2 separate regions of the Homo sapiens genome follow, and region 2 is linked to region 1. The links are chromatin loops, found by intact Hi-C in ENCODE. Cell type or tissue: Caco-2. All regions are shown on one strand. Each heading gives the region's core, and the rest is flanking DNA. Links, peaks and the distances in the headings are about the cores only. Region 1 overlaps LOC105370912 (a long non-coding RNA gene). Region 2 holds the start of CRABP1 (cellular retinoic acid binding protein 1).

Region 1 (10,693 bases), core at 1,004-9,003:
AAGCTGATTTTTAAAACATTACCCTGAGAATTGTAAAGATCAACAGTCCTGATAACAAGCCAGGCATCGTGGCTCATGCCTGTAGTTCCAACTACTTGAGAGGCTGAGGTGGGAGGATTGCTGGAGCCCAGGAGTTTGAGGCCAGCCTGGGCAGCATAGCAAGACCCTCTTAAAAAAATAAAATCCTGGCCAGGCGCGGTGGCTCATGCCTGTAATCCCAGCACTTTGGGAGGCCGAGGTGGGCAGATCACGAGGTCAGGAGATCGAGACAATCCTGGCTAACACGGTGAAATCCCGTCTCTACTAAAAATACAAAAAATTAGCCGGGCATAGTGGCAGGCACCTGTAGTCCCAGCTACTCGGGAGGCCGAGGCAGGAGAATGGTGTGAACCCAGGAGGCGGAGCTTGCAGTGAGCCAAAATCGCGCCACTGCACTCCAGCCTGGGTGACAGAGCGAGACTCCGTCTCAAAAAAAAAAAAAAAATCCTGGCCAGTGGCTCACACCTGTAATCCCAGCACTTTGGGAGGCCAAGGCAGGAGGATCACTTGAGGCCAGGAGTTCGAGACTAGTCTGGGTAACATAGTAAGACCCCCTTCTCTACAAAAAAAAAAAAATAATAATAAATTAGCAGCCGGGCACAGTGGCTTACACCTGTAATCCCAGCACTTTGGGAGGTCGAGGCAGGTGGATCACGAGGTCAGGAGATGGAGACCATCATGGCTAACACGGTGAAAGCCCGTCTCTACTAAAAATACAAAAAATTAGCCGGGTGTGGTGGCGGGTGCCTGTAGTTCCAGCTACTCGGGAGGCTGAGGCGGGAGAACGGCGTGAACCCGAGAGGCGGAGCTTGCAGTGAGCCGAGATCGCGCCACTGCACTCCATCCTGACTCCAGCGAGACTCTGTCTCAAAAAAAAAAAAAAAAAAATCTGCCAGCCACGGTGGTGTGTGCCTGTTTTCCCAGCTACTTGGGAGGCTAAGGCAGGAGGATTACCTGAGCCCAGGTGGTCGAGGCTACAGTGAGCTATGATCCCACTCCAGCCTGGGTGACAGAGTAAGACCTCATCTCAAAAAAAAAAGAAAAATAATCCTGATAACAGATGGTTATCAAAGGGCATAGGGAAGCGGAGGTATCCAGTGGTGCAAGCTCTGTGGAAAGCAATTTGGCAAGATTCATCAAAATTAGTAACATACATGCCAGTGGGTCCAGCACCGCGGTATTGCACCAGTGGTAGACAGCTGTGGACTGCTGGCCCTCAGGTGCGGCGACCACACCAAATTCAATCAGCTGTGGCCAGGAGCATGGGGCAGGGGCAATTTCACTTAAAACAGGATAGGATTAGCCAGTCTTGGTGGCATGTGCCTGTAGTCCCAGCTACTCGGGAGGCTGAGATGGGAAGGATCACTTGAGTCTGGGAGGCAGAGGTTGCAGTGAGCGGAGACTGTGCCACTGCACTCCAGCTGGGGCGACAGAGTGAGACTCCATCTCAAAAACAAAATAAAATAAAAGGTATAAATGACATCCAATAAACTTCACATATTTAAGCTGTAGTATAAGTCTTGTGTTTCATGTAATCCCATGAAACCATCATCAGAGTCACAATAATGAACTTATCTATCACCTTTACATTTACCTGGAGCCTTTTATAAAGTCTTTCTCTCTGCCTTCCAGATAACCACTGATTTACTTTGCTGTACAATAGAGTAATTTCCACTTTCTGGAATTTTTGGACTGATGTAATAAAGTGTTTCCTCTTATAATCCCTGGGTGCTCTGTCATCATGCTTATTTTGATATTATCAGTGTAGACATATGAATTGTTCATTCTTTTTACATTGCTGATAAATACACTCTGCTGTAAAATGTCATTGTATATTCATTCATCTGTTTATGGATATTTGAGTGGCTTCCTGCTTTTGTTTTGTAAATCAAACAGCTACAGATGAAAAAACAAAACGAAACAGGATAGGGTATAATGAGGTAATGTGAAGACTTTTTAGTACCTTGAGGGGAAATAGTCTGTGCCCCTAGAGTTGAGGAGGGGCTGGAGGTGCAGGTTGGGGTGGAGCAGTGCCTGGTGGCCGCGGTACTGGCTTTTAGCCAACAGACCTGTACATTCATCATACCTCTGCTACCTACTAGCTAAGACAAGTCACTTTGCTTCTTTTCTCCATCTGTAGAGGCAGATGATATTCCCTGCCAGGAAGGGTTGATGTGAGGATTAAATGAAATCCACACGTGGCCCCTGGCTCAGTGTCTCATGCATGACCGGTGAGCAGCCATTTATCCATTCATCTGATTATTGTTCTTCCCATCTGCTATGCTAATGTTTTATTGCTCCAAAATTCTGATGTTGAAACCTAATCACTAATGTGGTGATATAGAAGGATTATAAGTGGGACTTGTGCCCTTATAAAGAGGCCCCAGAGAGTTGCCTTGTCCCTGTCATTCATGTGAGGACACAGTGAGAAGTCGCCATCCATGAACCAGAGGATGAGCTCTCACTAGACACTGAATATGCCAACGCCTTCATGTTGGGCTTCCCAATCTCCAGAGCGGAGAGAAATACATTTCTGGCCAGGCAAGGTGGCTCATGCCTGTAATCCCAGCACTTCGGGAGGCTGAGGTAGGGAGAATGCTTGAGTTCAGGAGTTCAAGACCAGCCCGGGCATCATAGTGAGACTCCATCTCTATTAAAGACACACACACACAAATTAGCCAGATGTGGTGGCTTGGGCCTGTGGTCCTAGCTAATCAGGAGGCTGAGGTGGGAGGTTTGCTTGGGCCAGGGAGGCAGAGGTTGCTGTGAGCTGAGATCACATCACTGCATTCCAGCCTGGGCAACAGAGCAAGATCCTGTCTCAAAAAAAAAAAAAAAATAGAGAGAAAGAAAGGAAAAGAAATACGTTTGTTAATCTGTTGTTTAAACTACTCATTTATAGTATTTTGTTATGACAGTTCAAAAGGACGAAGACACCATCTTTGTCCCTTCACCTCTCCCCTGGCCTTTTTAGTTGGGGCCAACACACCCACACATCACATCCCAGCAGTTTGTAAGAGTAAACTTCAGGCAGTAGTGGATCCAGGAGGCAATTTCTCACATCCTCACCTGTTCTGTCATCCCACATCAGCCTCTCAAGTAGCTGGGTCTCCAGGCACCACCATGCCTGGCTAAGTTTTTATTTTTAGTAGAGTGGGGGGGGGGGTCTCACCATGTTGCCCAGTTTGTACTTGAACTCTTGGGCTCAGGTGATCCTCCTGCCTCAGCCTTCCCTCAACCCCAAAAAACCTTTTTAAAAATACAGTGAGTTCTCACTTAATGTTGTCAATAGGTTTTTGTAACCCATGACTTTAGTGAAATGATGTATAAGAAAACCAATTTTACTATAAGCTAATTTTTGTTTTTTTTTTAGAGACAGGGTTTCACCATGTTGCCCAGGCTGGTCTCAAGCAATCTGCCTGCCTCAGCCTCCCCAAGTGCTAGGATTACAGGTGTGAGCCACCAAGCCCAGCCACTACAGGCTAATTGATAGAAATAAGAGTTAAGTTCTTATGGCACATTTCTGGTCATTAAAATATCACCAAACTTCTAAATAAAGACCCAAAACACTTATAATATTAAACATCAAAATAAATGTGAGCTATACATGCATTTAACAAAGAGTAATAAAAAAAAGTAGGCAATTACCCCATTTTTGGCGAATCAGTGTGTGACAGCCGTCATAGTGATGGGTTAAATCAAGGAAAAGGCCAGGCGCTGTGGTTTACCCCTGTAATCCCAGCACTTTGGGAGGCCGAGGTGGGTGGATCACCTGGGGTCAAGAGTTTAAGACCAACCTGGCCAACATGGCAAGACCCCGTTTCTACTAAAAATACAAAAATTAGCTGGGTGTGGTGGCTCATGCCTGTAATCCCAGCTACTTGGGAGGCTCAGGCATGAGAATTGCTTGAACCCAGGAGGCAGAGGCTGCGGTGAGCTGAGATGATGCCACTGCCCTCCAGCCTGGGCAACAGAGAGAGACTCTGTCTCAAAATAAATAAATAAAAATAAATAAATAAAAAATGTTAAAAAATAAAATCAAGGAACAAATGTTTGCAAAGTCAACATTGTAAGGAGCACCTCCTACCACCATGGAGTTGGAGTTCCAAAACAATCTCAGATCCAGAGAGCTTGCTGAGCACTTTTGTACTGCAGTGTATACTGCTGAACTTCTGGATGATTATCATACACTTCATGAATTTTTATTATTTATTTATTTATTTATTTATTTACTATTATTTGTTTCCCAAGACAGAGTCTTGCTCTGTCACCCAGGCTGGAGTGCAGTGGCTCAATCTTGGCTCACTGCAACCTCCACCTCCCAGGTTCAAGCAATTCTCCTGCCTCAGCCTCCCAAGTAGCTGGAATTACAGATGTCCGCCACCGTGCCTAGCTAATTTTTGTATTTTTAGTAGAGACGGGGTTTCAATACGTTGGCCAGGCTGGTCTTGAATTCCTGATCTCGTGACCCACCCGCCTCAGCCTCCCAAAGTGCTGGGATTACAGGCATGACCCACCGCACCCAGCCAAATTTTTATTTTAAAATAATTTTAATTTATTCATGCATTAATTTTCCAACCTGCTTATTCCAGTTCAGGGTGACAGGCAGCCAGAGTCTATCCTGGCCCCTCAGGGTGCAAGGTAGGAACCCACCCTGGACAGGACACCATCTCATCGCAGGGTGTGTGCACGCACAAACGCACACACACACACACTCGTCCTGAGACAATGTAGACATGCCAATTCACCTCATGTGCACATATTTGGGATGTGGGAGGAAGCCAGAGAAAGTAGAGAAAAAACCCGGGCAGATATAGAAGAATGTGCAAACTCCCTATAGACAGTGACCCCAGCCAGGAATCCATTTTTTTCTCATCAACATTATAATGAAACAAAATGGAGCAACAATGAACAAAATGACATTACCTGAGGACCTGCTGTAATTATACTCACAGAAAGTTGCCAAACAAATACAGAGAGATCCTATGTACCCTCTACCCAGCTTCCTCCAATGGTCACATTTTATATGATGGCAGCACACTTTTAAAATGTGAGTTTGGTACTTGGAACCATCTGGAAGAAGATTTGGCAGTTCACACCTTACCATTGCAAATCTACTCTGTCCAATCCACTGAAAGTCCTGGTCTTCTCCTCCTCCAGGACTTTGTTCACTCATTGGTACCGCCCAGAGACTCAGGCTGGCTTAAGCCAAAATGGAATTTGCTGGAAAGATGGTGGGATGCACCAGAATCTGTGAGAGCCTGGGGAGCAGAGCAGGAGGCAGGACAAGAACTGGGCATCCAGCACGCCTTGGCCAGGTGCCCAGGATGCCCCACAGTAGGGAATGAATGCCCACTGCTTTCTTTGTTTTTTCCCCCATCCTTTGCCATCTCTTTACGAAGCATTTCCATATCACCCCAGCCAAAAATGGCTTTATCCTCCTCTAGCCCACCCCTATAGCCTTCCCACCTGTAATTTCTTGGGGCCAAGGTCCTGATTTTTTATAGTTCATAACATTTAATTATAGTCCATAAATGTAATTGCTTGGGGCCAAGGTCTTGGTCTTTGTATAGTCCATAATATTTACTCAAAGTGAGAAACCAGCAAGATTGTGAATGAATAAATCCTGCCTCAGTAGGCAGTTAATTTTTTTAACCAAATCCTTTGACATATTCATACATAACCAGAATGAAAACAAAACTGCTCTTTTTTGGTTTGTTTTTCACTTCACTTCTTAATGGGAGTGTTAAAGCAGTCAGTAAGTGAAATAGGCTTTTGAAATCACTGACAAAGCTTTTAAGGAGCCCATGAACTTGCGAATAACAGCTACAGAAGGTTTTAATTAGCGTGCTGTGAAACAAAAGTCACTTGACCTCTAGGTGCCCTTCTTTAAAAAGTGAGATAATGAGACTGGCCACCTGCCTCGCTCACTTGAGATAGTGTGTTCATTAATGAGACAGGTGGTGGTGGCAAGGTGCTGGGACTCCTTTGGATGAGAGAAGGAAAAAGCTCTCCAAATACAAACTGTCATAATGATGGTTCTAGCCAAAGATCCTGTTATACCTAGACTCCCTCTGGTGACCAATTTAGCGCATGGTATATAATGCATTTTGAATTAATTGGTTTCTACAGCCTCTTAGTAGCCTGGGAGTTGTGGATTGGCTGTGGTTTTTACCTTTGTTAAGACAAGGTGAATATATTCTCCCCTCAGTGGAAGACAATGAATGGTTGCCCTTGTCATCTCTTTAATGCCACAACTCTCTTCACCTTTACACTGGTGCCTGGCTTGCCTCAGTGCTTTTTCATTTGGAAACCAGTGTTTTCAGCGCTGCTGAACAGTATGGGGAACATTACTATCACCATCTTCGGATCGCCAAAGGGCAGTTAAAAGGAAACAGGAGTCGATGCATTCTGTTTGGTCCCAGAAAGCAAAGTTGGGACAGGTGAGAACCAGATGAGCACAGGTTTCAGCTCAACATAAAAGAAAACATCTTCATAGACAGTCTGTCACACAATGGAACAGGCATCTCCTGGAGGAAGTGAGAAGGGACACTCTCACCAGAGACAGAACCTGTGTGGGACAGGGGTTTTGATTTGTAGACACTTGAATCTGAATCTACTGCAGCTAATTGTTTAACAGAAACAAGTTTATAATGATGAATTGGTGCTCAGCATCAATTTCATTCTCCTTGTGTTCCTTCCTCCACTGAGGAAGCTGGAAAGCTCAGATCTGTATTTCCCAGACTCCCCTGTAGCAGGATTTGTGGTGTGATTTGGGCTCAGCATATCAGATGGGCTTGCACGGAAGGTGAGGAGGAGGCCATACTTCTGCTGGGTCTGCTGATTTTTCAGTGGCCCTTGAGAATTCCAGTGTCCAGTCACACGCTTTATGTGTATTAAGAAGCAGAGCATGAGGCATTAACTAGTATAGATGGTGGCAGGCACAGAGTGACTCTTCAGCTAGCAGCAGCAGTCGTGGTATCTGATCATGGTGGTGTCCTGATTGTGACAATTTGCCAAGCTGGGTCTCACCTGCTGTCTTCTCCTTCAGACTTTCCGATAAGTCGCTTCCTTTCTCTGGGCCTTGTGAGAAACAAACTTACCTGTCCAAACCCAAAGAATGAACTCGGAGACCTGGAGATCAGCAAAAGTGAGACTTTTAATGATAGTCTTGCAAGATTGGGTGTCTGATGGGCAGACACACCCAGCACAGTTTTAACAAGCAATTTATACCCTAGTGAGCAGGTCCCTTCCCCTGTTCCTCATAGGCTTGAGTACTGTGGGGTCACAATCTTCCTGGACGTCGTCTATTGGTTGTTGGATAGGGGCTTTAGGTGTTTTCTTTAGGGTTGTCTTGCTGCATTTTGCTGCAGCCCACAATGCATCGCAATCCTAGTTAGCTCAGGGGCTCTTTAAGTGTTTGACTTACGACCTACGTAGCTGGGCAGGCTGATAAGAACAGACAAAGCAAGCTATTTTGCAGACTAATAAACTTTCATTTTAGACTAAACTTCTTTGGTTCGGGTGAGGGCAACTAAGGCGGCAGGGGGTGGTGAGGGGGCTGCGCACAACAAGCAGGCATCGGCTATCCAAGCAGGGGCCTAGTATATCCTGTTTCTTATGTAGTTTGCTAACCTAAGCTGATTTAAGGCACATTTTCTTGGAAATGGACCACTGTATACATTATTTCCTTCAGGCCTCACTTGCTTCATTTGACAAAAAGGGGTCAGAACACTGTCGCATCAGTTGAATCAGCTCCCAGCTTCCTCCCAAGGCTCATGCCCTACAGGAGAAGACATCCTAGGATTCAGAGACAGTTTGCAAAGGTCTCTACCTATTCAGAGCAGCTATTTTTCCAAATGGAGTCATACTTCCTAATAATCTCACAAACTCTGCATAGCAGAGCCACATCTTATACAGGCATAGGTTCTAAAGTCAGCATTTAAAGTAAAAATCCTATTTAGTCAAAATGACCTTGAAAATCCTCTAGGTTTTCTATATATTGCATTATTGCATGACAAAAATATCTTTGAATAAGATCAATACAGCCAGCTCTTCCTCCAGCATAGATAGACAGCAGCTTCTTCAGCTGAGTACCAGATACAGTAGTGGGCTTATGTTTTGGGCTGAATTGTATGAAAAATAGAAAATGTTCAACGCAGCTGGGTGCAGTGGCTCATGCCTCAATCCCAGCACTTGGGGAGGCTGAGGCAGGCAGATCACTTGAGATCAGGAGTTCAAAACCAGCCTGGGCAACATGACAAAACCCCGTCTCTACTAAAAATACAAAAATTAGCTGGGAGTGGTAGCACATGACTGTAGTCCCATCTACTCAGGAAGCTGAGGTGGGAGAATTGCTTGAACTCAGGAGGCAGAGGCTGCAGTGAGCTGAGATCACACTATTGCACTGCAGCCTGAGTGACAGAGCGAGACCCTGCCTCAAAAAAAAAAAAAGTTCAATACTACAGATATACCCGGTGCTGGGAGATAGATGCTTACATTATGAAAGATTGAGCTCGGGGAATGGGGTGACAAAGAGCAGGCAGAATGTGTAGGGCAGGGCTCTGAAAGTTCAAAGGCCAAGAGGCTGGGGGAGGGCCTCAAGAGATGGGCCTAGTGGGAGGCAGTGGTGCTGAAGGGTCCTCAGTAGCCCTGCCAAATCCTTCCAACCCGGCCTCCCTTTTGCTCAGCAGTGCCTGGTTTGAAAGAGCCCTTCCATGGGTCTGCCGGAAGAGCTGTCAGGAAGGCTGCAATAATGATGTCACCCATGTTGAGAGAGAAGCAGTGACATTGAGGTGTGAAAGATTGGGAAGATTTCAGGGAAAAAAAGGGTGCAGGGTGATGGATGGGTGGGTTTGCCTAGCTGGAGAGGAAGGGGGTGGCATTCATGGGAGATGAACGGGGGGTGAGGGTGGAACAGCAGAAACAGAGGCTGATGTGGGGAAGCTCAGGGCCTGCTTCCCCTGGAAAGCAGATGACTCAGTGAGATGACGCAGAAGATCCAGGAAGGTGAGAGGGCTCAAATATCAAGCTGGAGAGTTTATTTATTTATTTATTTATTTATTTATTTATTTAGAGACTGAGTCTCCTGCTGTCACCCAGGCTGGAGTGCAGTGGCACCATCTCAGCTCACTGCAACCTCCGCCACCTGGGTTCAAGCGATTCTTGTGCCTCAGCCTCCCGAGTAGCTGGGATTATAGGCGCCCGCAACCACACCAGGTTAAATTTTGCATTTTTAGTAGAGATGGGGTTTTATCATGTTGGCCAGGCTGGTCTCGAACTCCTCACCTCGAGTGATCAGCACCCCCTTGGCCTCCCAAAGTGCTGGGATTCCAGGCATGAGCCACCGCGCCCAGCCGAGCTAGAGTTTAGACTTTGATCTTTTGTGCACAGACTGGGGGTTTTGAACAGGAAAGTGGCTGTCATCAATTTGGTGCCTCAGGAAGCTCAGCTGGCTGTTACAGATAGAGTCAGGAGGCCAGGGAAATCCAGCCCCACATGAGGTGATGGCGAGGGCATGGAAAGGGAGAACATAGGAGAGGGATGTGGCATGCTCTGAGCTATGGAACCAAACTTCAATTCCTTCCATGAACATTATGTTAATCTCCCTTCTCTCTGAATGTCAGGATCAAGTCATTACATTTCCAGGGACAAAGCTTCTTGTTTTAAGAACACACAAAGGTATTCTGGGTCCTAAAACTGCAATCACCAGATGAGTTCTTCCTGCCTGCTGCACAGACAAAATCAATTCACTGGAACTGTGGCATTGGAGTAGAGCAAGTTAACTGACACGAGGCTGACCCAGACAGGAGAACTAGAGTTATCACTCAAACCAGTCTCCCTGAAGGCTCAGAGGCCTAGGGTTTTAATGGACAATTTAGTGGGCAGGGGGCTAGGGAATGGGTACTGCTGATTAGTTGGGGATGAAATTACAAGGGTGTGGAAAGCAGTCCTCATGCACAGAGCCCGCCTCTGGGTGGGGCCACAGGACCAGTTGAGTCATGAGTCACGAGTCCAGGTAGGGTCAGTCTGGAAAACATCTCAAAAAAATCTAATCTTAGGTTCTACAATAGTGATGTTATCTATAGGAGCAATTAGGAAAGTCACAAGTCTTGTGACCTCTGGCCACGTGACCCCTGAGCATTACTGCTCATGTTTTAGGGATTATAGAAGTTATCCCTACATTCTAGCAGAGTTCAAGCCCCTCCCATATTCTAATGGCTTTTTTAAAAAATTTATTATTATTATTATTATTTTTTGAGACAGAATCTTGCTCTTTTGCTCAGGCTGTAGTACAGTGGCACAATCTCGGCTCACTGCAACCTCCAACTACCTAGTTCAAGCGATTCTCCTGCCTCAACCTACTTGAGTAGCTGGGATTACAGGCATGTGCCACCATGCCCAGCTAATTTTTGTATTTTCAGTACAGATGGGGTTTCACCATGTTGGCCAGGCTAGTCTTGAACTCCTGACCCCAAGTAATCTGCCCACCTCCCCCCCTTCCAAAGTGATGGGATTACAGATGTGAGCCACTGCACCTAGCCTCTTATGGCTTTTCATTAGTCTGACATAGGCTGTTGTCAGTCCCTGAGCGAGGAGGGAGTTAGTTTTAGGAAGGGACTATTATCATCTTTGCTTTCAAGTTAAACTATGA
Region 2 (10,693 bases), core at 1,855-9,854, 73 kb before region 1:
GCTCTGACTGCAGTCACGAAGACCGTCCTGCTGCTCATCCAGAGGACACGTGGTGGCCCTTGCCTCCATGAACCTCTTTGGAGCAGTTGTTACTGTTGGTCCATCCCTCCTTTTTTTTTTTTTAGATGGAGTCTCATTCTGTCATCCAGGCTGGAGTGCAGTTGTGCAATCTTGGCTCACTGCAACCTCCACCCACTAGGCTTAAGTGATTCTCCTCCCTCAGCCTCCCAAGTAGCTGGGATTACAGGTGCCTGCCACCACACCTGGCTATTTTTGTATTTTTAGTAGAGATGGGGTTGCACCATGTTGGCCAGGCTGGTCTTGAACTCCTGAACTCAGGTGATCGACCCACCTCGGCCTTCCAAACTGCTGGGATTACATGCATGAGCCACTGCACCCAGCCAATCCCTCCTTTTAAAAAATGCTGGGCTCCTTGACTGGGAGGACATCACCCTCTGGTTTTCTTCCTTCTCCCCTCCTGCTTCCTTCAGCACTCACCTGCTCCATCTGACCCCTAAACGCTGAGATTCTCCAAGCTCTACCCTTTGCCTTTTGCTCTTCTCTTTCTGTGTCCTGTCTCTGCGCATCTCATCCACACTCATGTCTTCAACTGCTTGCTGGAAACAGGTGACCCCCATCCCTGTCTTCAGCTAAGACCTCTCTCTCGAACTCCAAAACCACACTTCCCACTGGATCCTGGATACTCAGACAACTCAAACCCAGCGCTTCCCAGATAAAACTCATCTGCCATCCATGTCTTACCTATAGCAGCAAATGAGACCACCAAGCACACCACCCAGGAATCTAGGAGTCATTCTGGCCTCTTGCTCCCACTTCCCTCACCCCTACCAGTCATGACATATTGTAAAGTCAATCTGGCTGTGCAAGGAGAATCACTTGGAAAACTTGCCGAACACAGTTTCCTGGGCCCTATCCACGACTTACAGGATCCAAATCTCCTGGGCTGGGGCCAAGGAATCTGAATTTCTAGAAAGCTCCCCAGGCTGCTGTAATGCCTGACTCAAATCACAGACTAGCCTTAGGGAACCACTGTGGTCTAACCCACTGCCGACATCACCGCTGGTTGCCTAGTTCAGGGCAAAATCCTCCTCCCTGCATCCCTGGTAATATACTTGTCTCCTCTCATTCATTCTCCACGCTGTGGTGGTGGCAACTTTCCAAATATGCAGTAGGACCATGGCTCATCTCTGCTTAAATCCTTCTATGTGGCCACCTGGGAACGCTGCATTCATGACCCTTTGTCCTTAGGAGAGTGCCTTCAGCTCATCTCTTGTCTTACCTCCTACCTTGCTCCCTTCAAGGTATGCACTCCAGCCAGGCCAAAAGATATGTGGTTCCCAAACACATAACCCTGTCCCTGCACGTGTTGTTCTTCTGACTGTACTCCCTCACTCTCACAGCCCCTCTGGATCCACTCCTAAGGTTCAACCCAGGCTGGGCTCAGTACCTGCCCCTCAGGCACTATTAGCCCGTGTGGTGATCACAGAGTTTCTAGGTTATTTCCTCCTGTGTAAACAGTGAACCTTCAAGACAGGACCTGGATCTTGAGTGGTCACTATCCTCAGAGGTGCACCCAGTTCCTGGCTCACAGAGATGGTCAGCAAAGGTTAGCGAATGGAAGGGTAAAAGAAGAGAAGGAGAGAAGACAGGGAGGTCAGAGCATTTCAGGTGGTTCTGCCCATCTGTTTGAAGACCCGGGCCAAGAGCCGGGTCTCTGCCCAGCAGGGGGCCTGCTCTGGATCCACAGAAACACCACGATGGTGGTGGCTTTCTTTGTTTGTTTATTTGTTGGTTTGTTTGTTTCTTTTTGAGACGGAATCTCACTCTGTTGCCCAGGCTGGAGTGCAGTGGTGCGATCTCTGCTCACTACAACCTGGGACTCCTGGGTTCAAGTGATCCTCCTCACTCAGCTTCCTGAGTAGCTGGGACTACAGGGGCGCACCACCATGTTCGACTAATTTTGTATTTTTAGTAGAGATGGGTTTTCACCATGTTGGCCAGGCTGATCTCGAACTCCTGACCTCAGGTGATTCGCCTGCCTCAGCCTCCCTAAGTGCTGGGATTACAGGTGTGAGCCACCGTGCCCAGCCATGGTGGTGGTGTTTTTGTGGCCCTCTTGACTCTGGGGTTTCCCCAGTAGCCAGGAAGGTGATAGCAGCCTGCCCTCCCATTTCCATGTGCCACCTGATGAGATTTGGGTCTTCTGAGAAGTCCTGGCCCCTCCTGTCTGCTCTGGTCACCTCTAAACTTCCATTAACAAGGACAGCAGGCTGGGTGCTCATGCCTGTAATCCTAGCACTTTGGGAGGCTGAGGTGGACAAACTGGTTGAGCTCAGGAGTTCGAGACCATCCTGGGCAACATGGCAAACCCCTGTCTCTACTAAAAATACAAAAATTAGCCAGGCACGGTGGTGCATGCCTGTAATCCCAGCTACTTGGGAGGCTGAGGCAGGAGGATTGCTTGAGCCCGGGAGGCAAGGTTACAGTGACCCAAGATGGCACCAGGGCACTCCAGCACTGGCGACAGAGCCAGACCCTGTCTTAAAAACAAGGAGAGTGGGCTCACAAGGACTCTGGGATCATCTTCCACTCTATGGCTGAACTGGCTGTGCCCTCCTCACTCCTGGACCCTGCTCCCGCCCTTGTTTTGTGCCTGCAGAACGACACCACTGTCCTGTCCCAGTATGGCCAACTTTTGGAGTGGACACCTTCATCTGGCCCCTCTTGCCCCATTCTCTCTCTGACTCCCTCCCTCACCTTCTTCTTTCCCTCTTCCCTCTTTGTCCATCCAATGCCTTTGCTGCAAGAGCTCTCTGTCACCTTTGTGCCTCATCCACGGCCCTCTGACTATCCTCACAAGGTCTCTCTGGGCTGTAAACTAGGATGCTGCTCCAACATTGCTGCCCTCCTCCAGCCTCCTGCCCCAGTCCCTCCCCAGCCCTGCCCTTTAGATGGCTGAAGCCTTCTTAGGGAAGAGTGTTGGATGGGGGCAGAGGCCTGCATTAGCTGGATGGCACTCCTGTTTTGCCCCTTCACTGGAGAGGCACTCAACCCTCTGTGAAGTGGGTTTGATTCTATGGCAGCTCCATCCCTTGCCTCCCACATCCAGGACCTGCTACTTAATTTGCAGATCCCAGTGCAAAATAAAAATTCAGGACTCCTTGTTCAAAAAGTATTATGGGGCCAGGCACGGTGGCTCATGCCTGTAATCCCAGCACTTTGGGAGGCCGAGGAGGGCGGATCACGAGGTCAGGAGATCGAGACTATCCTGGCTAACACAGTGAAACCCTGTCTCTACTAAAAATACAAAAAATTAGCTGGGCATAGTAGCACACACCTGTAGTCCCAGCTACTTGGGAGGCTGAGCCAGGAGAATCATTTAAACCCAGGAGGCAGAGGTTGCAGTGAGCCAAGATTGCGCCACTGCACTCCAGCTCGGGCAACAGAGCGAGACTCTGTCTCAAAACAAACAAACAAACAAAAAGTATTCTGACGTTCAAGCTGGCAATAGCAGAGCATTCCTGCTTTTCCATTTTCCAATCTAACTATCAGGCCCTTCTAAGTGCATGGCCCTGTGTGACTGCACAGACGGCACGTCCAGAATGCCGGCCCTGCCCATGCCCCTTTCCAGCTGGTGATGGCCCCACTCCCCTCTCCTGTCCTCAGCTGCTTTCTTAGACAGATCCTCGGAGCCTCCTGGCAGCAACCCAGCCCCAGCCACCTCCAGAAGTTTCCAGGGCCCTGTTCAGTAGGCACTCAGCACAGATTCCCCAAGGTCCTGGGGGAATCTTCACCCCAGGCCACCACTCACATCCTCCTCAAATCAATGCACAGTTATCGAGCCCCACCTGGCTAAGCCTTAGGAAGGGAGGACAAGTGGATAAACGATCACTGCCCTCCAGGAGTTCAGTTTATAGCAGAGCGAAGACTTGAACAAGAGCAGGACCGGACAAGAATCCTGTCAATTCAGAGAAAAATAATCACAGTTTATTAGGAAACTGAATTTCACAAAAGAGAGAGCATAAAGATGGGCTTTCGTGAATGGGCAAGATTTGATTAACCCGATGAGGAAAGGGGCATTCAAGGAAGAAGCCATGGCATGGGCAAAAACTTAGAGATAATAAAATGCATGGCACGTTCTAGAATCCTGAATTGTACAGTTTGGCTGAGGTGTGCAGATGGTAAAATAGTGGGAAAAAGCTGGAAGGAAAATGTACAGAGAAGAGCTACAAGGGTAATAGTGAAGTGTTTGTACTCCCTTAGTGGAAACACCGAGGGGACTTTAGGTCGTGATGTTTAGGTTATTTGGGAGCAAAGGGAGAAGACTTCCTCCCCTTGGCCCTCACAGCCTGCCCGAAGAGTGCAAAGCCTCACGCTTTTGCAAAACAGGCCGCACCTAGCCCAGATTCTGGAGCTGATTCAGTCCATGCCTCTCGACCCACAGTTTGTCCTGAGCCCTGACAAAGGTCTGGCCCCCTCCTGCACTCGGAACGCGGAGGACCCGCAGCTCGTGGATTCGCGCCTCAGTGCCCAAGCTGGTGTTGATGGGGGTTGCGGTTTCCTGCCACTCACTCCCCATGGGTCCTGTGGGGGGCGTGGGGATGCGGGGAGAGGGTTTCAGAATAGGATCCCGGACTGGGAGGGAAGGGACACCATCTGGGCACACCCAGTAGGTACGACCGGAGGTGAAAAAAGAGTGGGTCCCATCCCCTGATGGCCCCGCTCGCTATCCACTTTAAGTTTATGTTATGGATATTTTCAAACATATTCAAAAGTAGAGAGAAAAGTAGAATCATAACCCAAGTCCACACCGCCCAGCTTCAACAGTTATCCCCTCCAAGCCCATCTTGTTTCAGCTAACCCTCTCCCACCACCCATTTTAAAGCGGGATGTGGGTGTCCTGAGGGAGGTGGAGGCTCCCCAGTTGGAGAGCGGGTGCCCGCACCTCTGGAGGCTGAGGCACAACTGGGCTGGGAGTTGAGCGCATACCGAGTAGGGGCTGCGGGGGAGCGGGGGCAGGGCCGGCGGGGCGGGGCCAGAAGCCCGGCGGGGTTGGGGGCGCTCTCCTAGTGACTCAAGGCGCGCAGCGCTGGGCGCAAAGCGCCAGTCTCCGCCTTGCGAGCTCAGAGTGTGCCCGCTGCGCCGCCGCTGTCCGTACCTGCCGCCGCCGCCACCGCCACCATGCCCAACTTCGCCGGCACCTGGAAGATGCGCAGCAGCGAGAATTTCGACGAGCTGCTCAAGGCACTGGGTAAGCTGGTGCAGAGGGCGCGCCCCGACGGGGAGATGCGGCCCGGAGGTGCCCTGGTCCCGGAAGTGCCCCGGTCCTGGAGGGGGTGGAAGTTGGGGAGCCCAGGCAGGAGGGAGTCCCCGGGGCAATAGATCGCCTTGTCTCCCAGGCGCACCGGGTCTCGGAGAAGCTGGTAGAGATCCCGGAACCCACGCGTTCAGCGAACGTTTGCTGAATGTTTGGCGCCCTCCTCGATGGTGCGGACTTTATCTCGTGCTAGATCATAGCGAGGAGAGATTACTGGAGAGCAAGGAGGATCAGGGACTTAAATTTGGAGACTCAAATTTGGGACCAGGCTCTGCCACGAATTCACTGTGCAACTCGAGGAAAGTCACTTACCCTCTCTGTGCCTCAGTCTCTCATCTCGAAAACAAGGGCGAGGGCAGGGAAACGAGTGGATCAATTTTAAGGCCCCTTTCTAAAGTTAGGGTATGACCAGTGCCCGACCGGTCCCGAGACTGGCGGCGAGGCCCCGTGACCCAAGCCTGTGGTGCACCCTGCGCAGGTGTGAACGCCATGCTGAGGAAAGTGGCCGTAGCGGCTGCGTCCAAGCCGCACGTGGAGATCCGCCAGGACGGGGATCAGTTCTACATCAAGACATCCACCACGGTGCGCACCACTGAGATCAACTTCAAGGTCGGAGAAGGCTTTGAGGAGGAGACCGTGGACGGACGCAAGTGCAGGGTGAGGCCCCAGAGCCACTACAGCGTCCCCGTGTCCCCGCTCGGTGCCCATGGCCCACTGCTGCTGGAGGAACCTGTGTCTCCCTTTGCAGCCTGTGGCGCGCCTTCCTTGCAGGGTGTGTACACTGGCTGTTTGCAGAGGGGGTTTGTGCATCCTAGTTGCCCCTGGCTCAAGACAAAGTATTACCTTCATTCCATCTCAACCCCATCCCTACGCTGCCTCCCGGGGTGCTAACAGCCGCGCTTAAAGAGCGGGCTCTGGGTTGCGCCGCGTTCCCAGCAGTGGCTTTTGCAGCGGTTTGCAGCGCCAAGCGCAGGCGGCGCAGGAGGAGGAGGAGGTTGCAGGAGCCGCCAGGTTCTCTGTCGCAGGTGAAGCCGCAGCTCTTGCATTCCTTTCCCGCCGTATCCCCCGCGCCCGCCCGGGTCCCTGGGCCGCCTGGGTACGCTCTGGATACAGTTTTAGCAGTCCCGATGGCCCCGTCACCTCTCCCTTCCCGCCTTCGGCCTGGTTCCTTAAAGGAACGGCGGAGTCTTTCCAAAAGCAAGGCAGGTTCTGGCTGGGAAAATGGACTAGTTGCCCTCTCTTAGTCCTCAAGGGCAAGAGTTTTTTTTTATTTCTCCATGCATCGGCCCAGGGATGAACCGGTGGATTGAAGCAAGGGGTTGTACATTCGTTTTTTGCATGGGCAAAAATTGCATTTGGTTAACCAGATGGAAAAATAATCACCGGTGCTACCACTTATTTAAAAAGTGACAGAATGTCTCCCTCCCCTTCTCCAATTTTTTTTTTTTAAAGAAAAAAGTCGTAACATTCCAGAGAGTGGGAAATTGTTTCTTTCACCTTTCCTGAGCAGTGCCTGGTCTGATCTCGGAATGGGACTCTCTGAGCACCGGGCTTGGAAGGACAAAGAAACAAAGCCCCCCAGAAGCAGGCTGATCTAGGAGGCAATCTTTGGCTCCAGAATTGTCATAGCCTGGAAATGATCTCCACGCTTGGAGGGGGTGGGATCTGAAGCCTAAACTGCACTGCAGAAACAAAGAGCAGGACAGCATAGAGTGAAGGGCTGGGAGTCTAAGAGAGGAGGCTTGGCAATAGGCAGGGCTCAGTCTGGGGACATCCAATGTTGGCTACTGCCAGGAAGGGTAATTCTGATTTAAAAAAAAAAAATTAAAGGTTCACACAACAGCCGGGAGAGTGGGGCTTTATGCACCCCCCATCCCCCCACACCTTGCCTAATGAATGTGTCCCATGTGTTAGTTAAAAACTGATTATGTGCACATTCAGCTCTGGCCCACCCCCCAGCCCAGCTGTACCACACTTAGCTTTGTGCAGACACTGGGGAAAAACTTCAGGAAATCCCTCCTTTTGCCTCCCACCTCCAAAAGCATGAAGAGCCTTCAGATTGATTTGCTTTTTAAATTTTTTCTAAAGGGATGTAACCGGGAAAGTGGCAGCATTTTAACCCTCAGAGCCAAAGACACCGAGGTTTATCAGTGCAGGGGTGCACTAAATCTGATGAGGAGTGAACAGAAAGGACGTTCCTATCCCAAAATCCATGCAGGGAATCGTGCTCCTGATAGGCTGATGACAGATGTGGTTACAAACTTGGTGTCTTAACTGTTGTCAAATCTTGTGGTTCTGATGTGAAGGTTCTTGCTTTTAAAATCCAAATTATGTTCACCTGAGGTCAGGAGTTCGAGACCAGCCTGGTGAAACCCCATCTGTACTAAATATACCAAAAAAATTAGCTGGGCGTGGTGGCAGGCACCTGTCATCCCAGCTACTCAGGAGGCTGAGACAGGAGAATTGCTTGAACCTGGGAGGTGGAGGTTGTAAGGAGCCAAGATTGTGCCACTGCACTCCAGCCTGGGCAACAGAGCGAGACTCCATCTCAAAAAAAAAATGAATAAAAATAAATAAAATCCAAATTGTTTGAAGGGTTAGCTAATTTTTATATAAATGAATCATTTCATGCTCTAAATTTTATTCCTAGAGATGTAAAGCATGCCTAAGGCCTCGCTGCTTCAGTAAGAGATTGTTTGTGTGTGCTTGTGAGTGTGTGTGTGTGTTATACAAGGTGTATTTATACCCCATAAAATCTGTGACCAGCACTCTGAATTTGGACTTTATAAGGCTCAGCGGAGAAGAATCTGTGGCCTGCTGACAGGGACCATGTGTTGATTCTCTGCAGAGCAATTATTTTTCAATGCTCATTGTTGTCCCTGCTCCCGCTGCTGAGACTCTAATTAATGTCACTAATGGTTTTCCCGCCTGCAGAGTTTAGCCACTTGGGAGAATGAGAACAAGATCCACTGCACGCAAACTCTTCTTGAAGGGGACGGCCCCAAAACCTACTGGACCCGTGAGCTGGCCAACGATGAACTTATCCTGGTAGGGAACCCTTGACCCTGAAATAATCCTGAAGTTCCCCCAGAGGGGGCCCCAGATGGGCCCCACAAATATGTCCTCCTCACTCGGCCGTTCAGAGAAAGACACCATTTGCCCTGGATTAAAATTAGAGCAGAAAACCCGAGATGACAGTTCAGGTCAGAGGAAATCATTGTTAAATGGTTGGCAGGAAAGAGGAGTGGCTCAGAGGATGGAATAGGGGCTGGAGACAGGCTGGAGTGCCTGCCACTATCCACACTAATACATCCCAGTGGCGGTGACATGCTTTAAGCCAAGCTCCCCTCTCATCAGGCTTGGAATGCTTAGGCTCTATGAGGTCCCCACGCTCACATGGCAGAAGGGATTTTTTTTCATTCTCATTCCCCCTTTTGCTGGCTGGAAAAGGTTTCAGTAATTTTTATCACATCAGCACTCAGAACCTTAGAGAACATTTTTAGCTGTGATTTGCAAACTCCAATGGCCTTTGGGAGCCAGGCAATGAATGCTAATTTGGGAAGTGTCTGAGTATAACACAGTGTGGAGAGATGAGCCCCTGTAGAACTAAAAAAGATAGGCTTTTCCTTAAAAGTATTCAGATCCCAGCATTCTGGGGGGCCAAAGCGGGTGGATCACCTGAGGTTGCAAGTTTGAGACCAGCCTGATCAATATGGAGAAACCCCGTCTCTACTAAAAATACAAAATTAGCCGGGCGTGGTGGCATATGCCTGTAATCCCAGCTACTCGGGAAGCTGAGGCAGGAGATTCACTTGAACCCAGGAGGCGGAGGTTGCAGTGAGCTGAGATGGCACCACTGCACTCCAGCCTGGGCGACAGAGACTCTGTCTCTAAAAAAAAAAAAGTATTCAGACGAAAACATTTTAAACACCTGCTCCTAGCCAAACAAAACTTACCTAGTGAGGCCAAATTAGAAACCTCTATAATTTAAGCACACACTTCCTCCCCTTTTTTTAGGTAGAGAACAAAGGAAGGCTGAGGGCAGAACAATCCCCCTCGCTCTCCCTTTGTGTTACAAAACTGGGCTGGGATTGGTGGCTCACACCTGTAATCCCAGCACTTTGGGAGGCTGAGCCCAGGAGTTTGAGAACAGCCTGGGCAACATAGTGAGACCCCTATCTCTACAAAAAAAAAAAAAAAAAATTAGCTGAGTGTGGTGGCACATGCTTGTAGTCTCAGCTACTCGGAGGCTGAAGTGGGAGGATCACTTGAGCCCAGGAGTTTGAGGCTGCAGTGAACTGTGATCATGCCACTGCACTCTAGCCTGGGCAACAGAGCTGAGACCCTGTCTCAAAATTAAAAACAAAAAAAAAAACAAAAAAACTAATTAAGGGTTTTGCAACCACCCTTTTCTTCCAGACCAGAAAAGGGAAAGCTGTTTTGGGTAACCAGGAAATTATATCCTTTGTTCTCCATTAGGTATTTTGTTAATCTCTGCTCCATCTTAGTGAATGTCACCTTGAAATGTTGTGAATAGGAGACTGCCTGCTGAAGGGTGCTAGGAAAGGACTTGCAGTGTGACCTGAGCATAGGCCTTCCCTTCCCAAGCTCTTCCCCTTGCTATACAATGAGGGGTTAAGCTGAAGTCTGATCCCTGAGGTCCCTCTCAGCCTTGAAATTACATGTTTATTCTGCAAGAAGACCCTAAATTGAGCTATTACTTGAAATGAGACTGCTTGATCTTTCTCTCTCTCCTCTTGTCCTTCCCTGGTATGATTTAACATGCTTTCTCCTTTCACAGAGAAAGGACTGGCTTAATTTGCAACCTGGTTAATATTGTTTCCAGGGAAAGGATACTTGCTGGGCTTGGGGGAGCAATTTGAGGCTGAGACATGGAAATTTAGGAGAAAAGGCGTATATGGTTTACTGGTACCAGAGACAGCAGAGGGAGATGATTTTAGAGTTTTAGAATGTAGCTGAGGGTTCAGTAGGATCGGTTTGCTCTGAGAAAGAGTGATTTTATTAACCTCTGTAGTATACGAGCAGCTGGAGTCACAGGCCAAATTCTGCTAGATGGACCCCATCACTTTCAAATCCTCCCTCCTCCCAACTTCAGTTCTATCCCTGCATTCTTCCCTGGCACAGCAAACATATATACAAGACTCAAAGGGAAAGGGAGTATTAACTCTTGGCATTTTGGATCTGAAATGTGGGCTTTTGTTTCAAGGGTTATTATCATTAATAAATCTAAAACGCAGAGAGATGCAGTCTCTATATAACAAGAGGCAATTATTCTAGTTAAGTTGAAATAAGCTCTCCCAGCGCCAACAGTAAATTGCCCCCAGGCTATAAGTT

What was found. A loop is a pair of places that touch in the nucleus more often than their neighbours do. Peaks named below come from ENCODE experiments on the same cell type or tissue, not always from the same donor. Only the 100,000 strongest peaks of a DNase experiment are listed, where the experiment ranks them.
Region 2: a loop joins it to region 1, with 5 times the contacts of the local background. A loop is called at or near these places in 4 of 110 quality-filtered maps.

The regions. Positions count from the first base shown.
Region 1 is chr15:78,409,486-78,420,178 of GRCh38, forward strand. It overlaps LOC105370912 (a long non-coding RNA gene), which reads left to right. Exons shown (of 4, transcript XR_932506.3): 4 at 1-1,867. Among named protein-coding and RNA genes, the nearest start is that of IREB2, 23 kb to the right of the region's middle. In Caco-2, for the core only: no CTCF peak of the experiment used is centred there; no DNase peak of the experiment used is centred there.
Region 2 is chr15:78,335,227-78,345,919 of GRCh38, forward strand. CRABP1 (cellular retinoic acid binding protein 1) reads left to right here and starts at 5,127. Exons shown (of 4, transcript NM_004378.3): 1 at 5,127-5,272; 2 at 5,817-5,995; 3 at 8,273-8,386. The coding sequence starts at 5,203. RefSeq lists an enhancer at 4,677-5,305. In Caco-2, for the core only: no CTCF peak of the experiment used is centred there; a DNase peak (open chromatin) is centred at 5,073; H3K4me3 peaks cover 1,803 bases.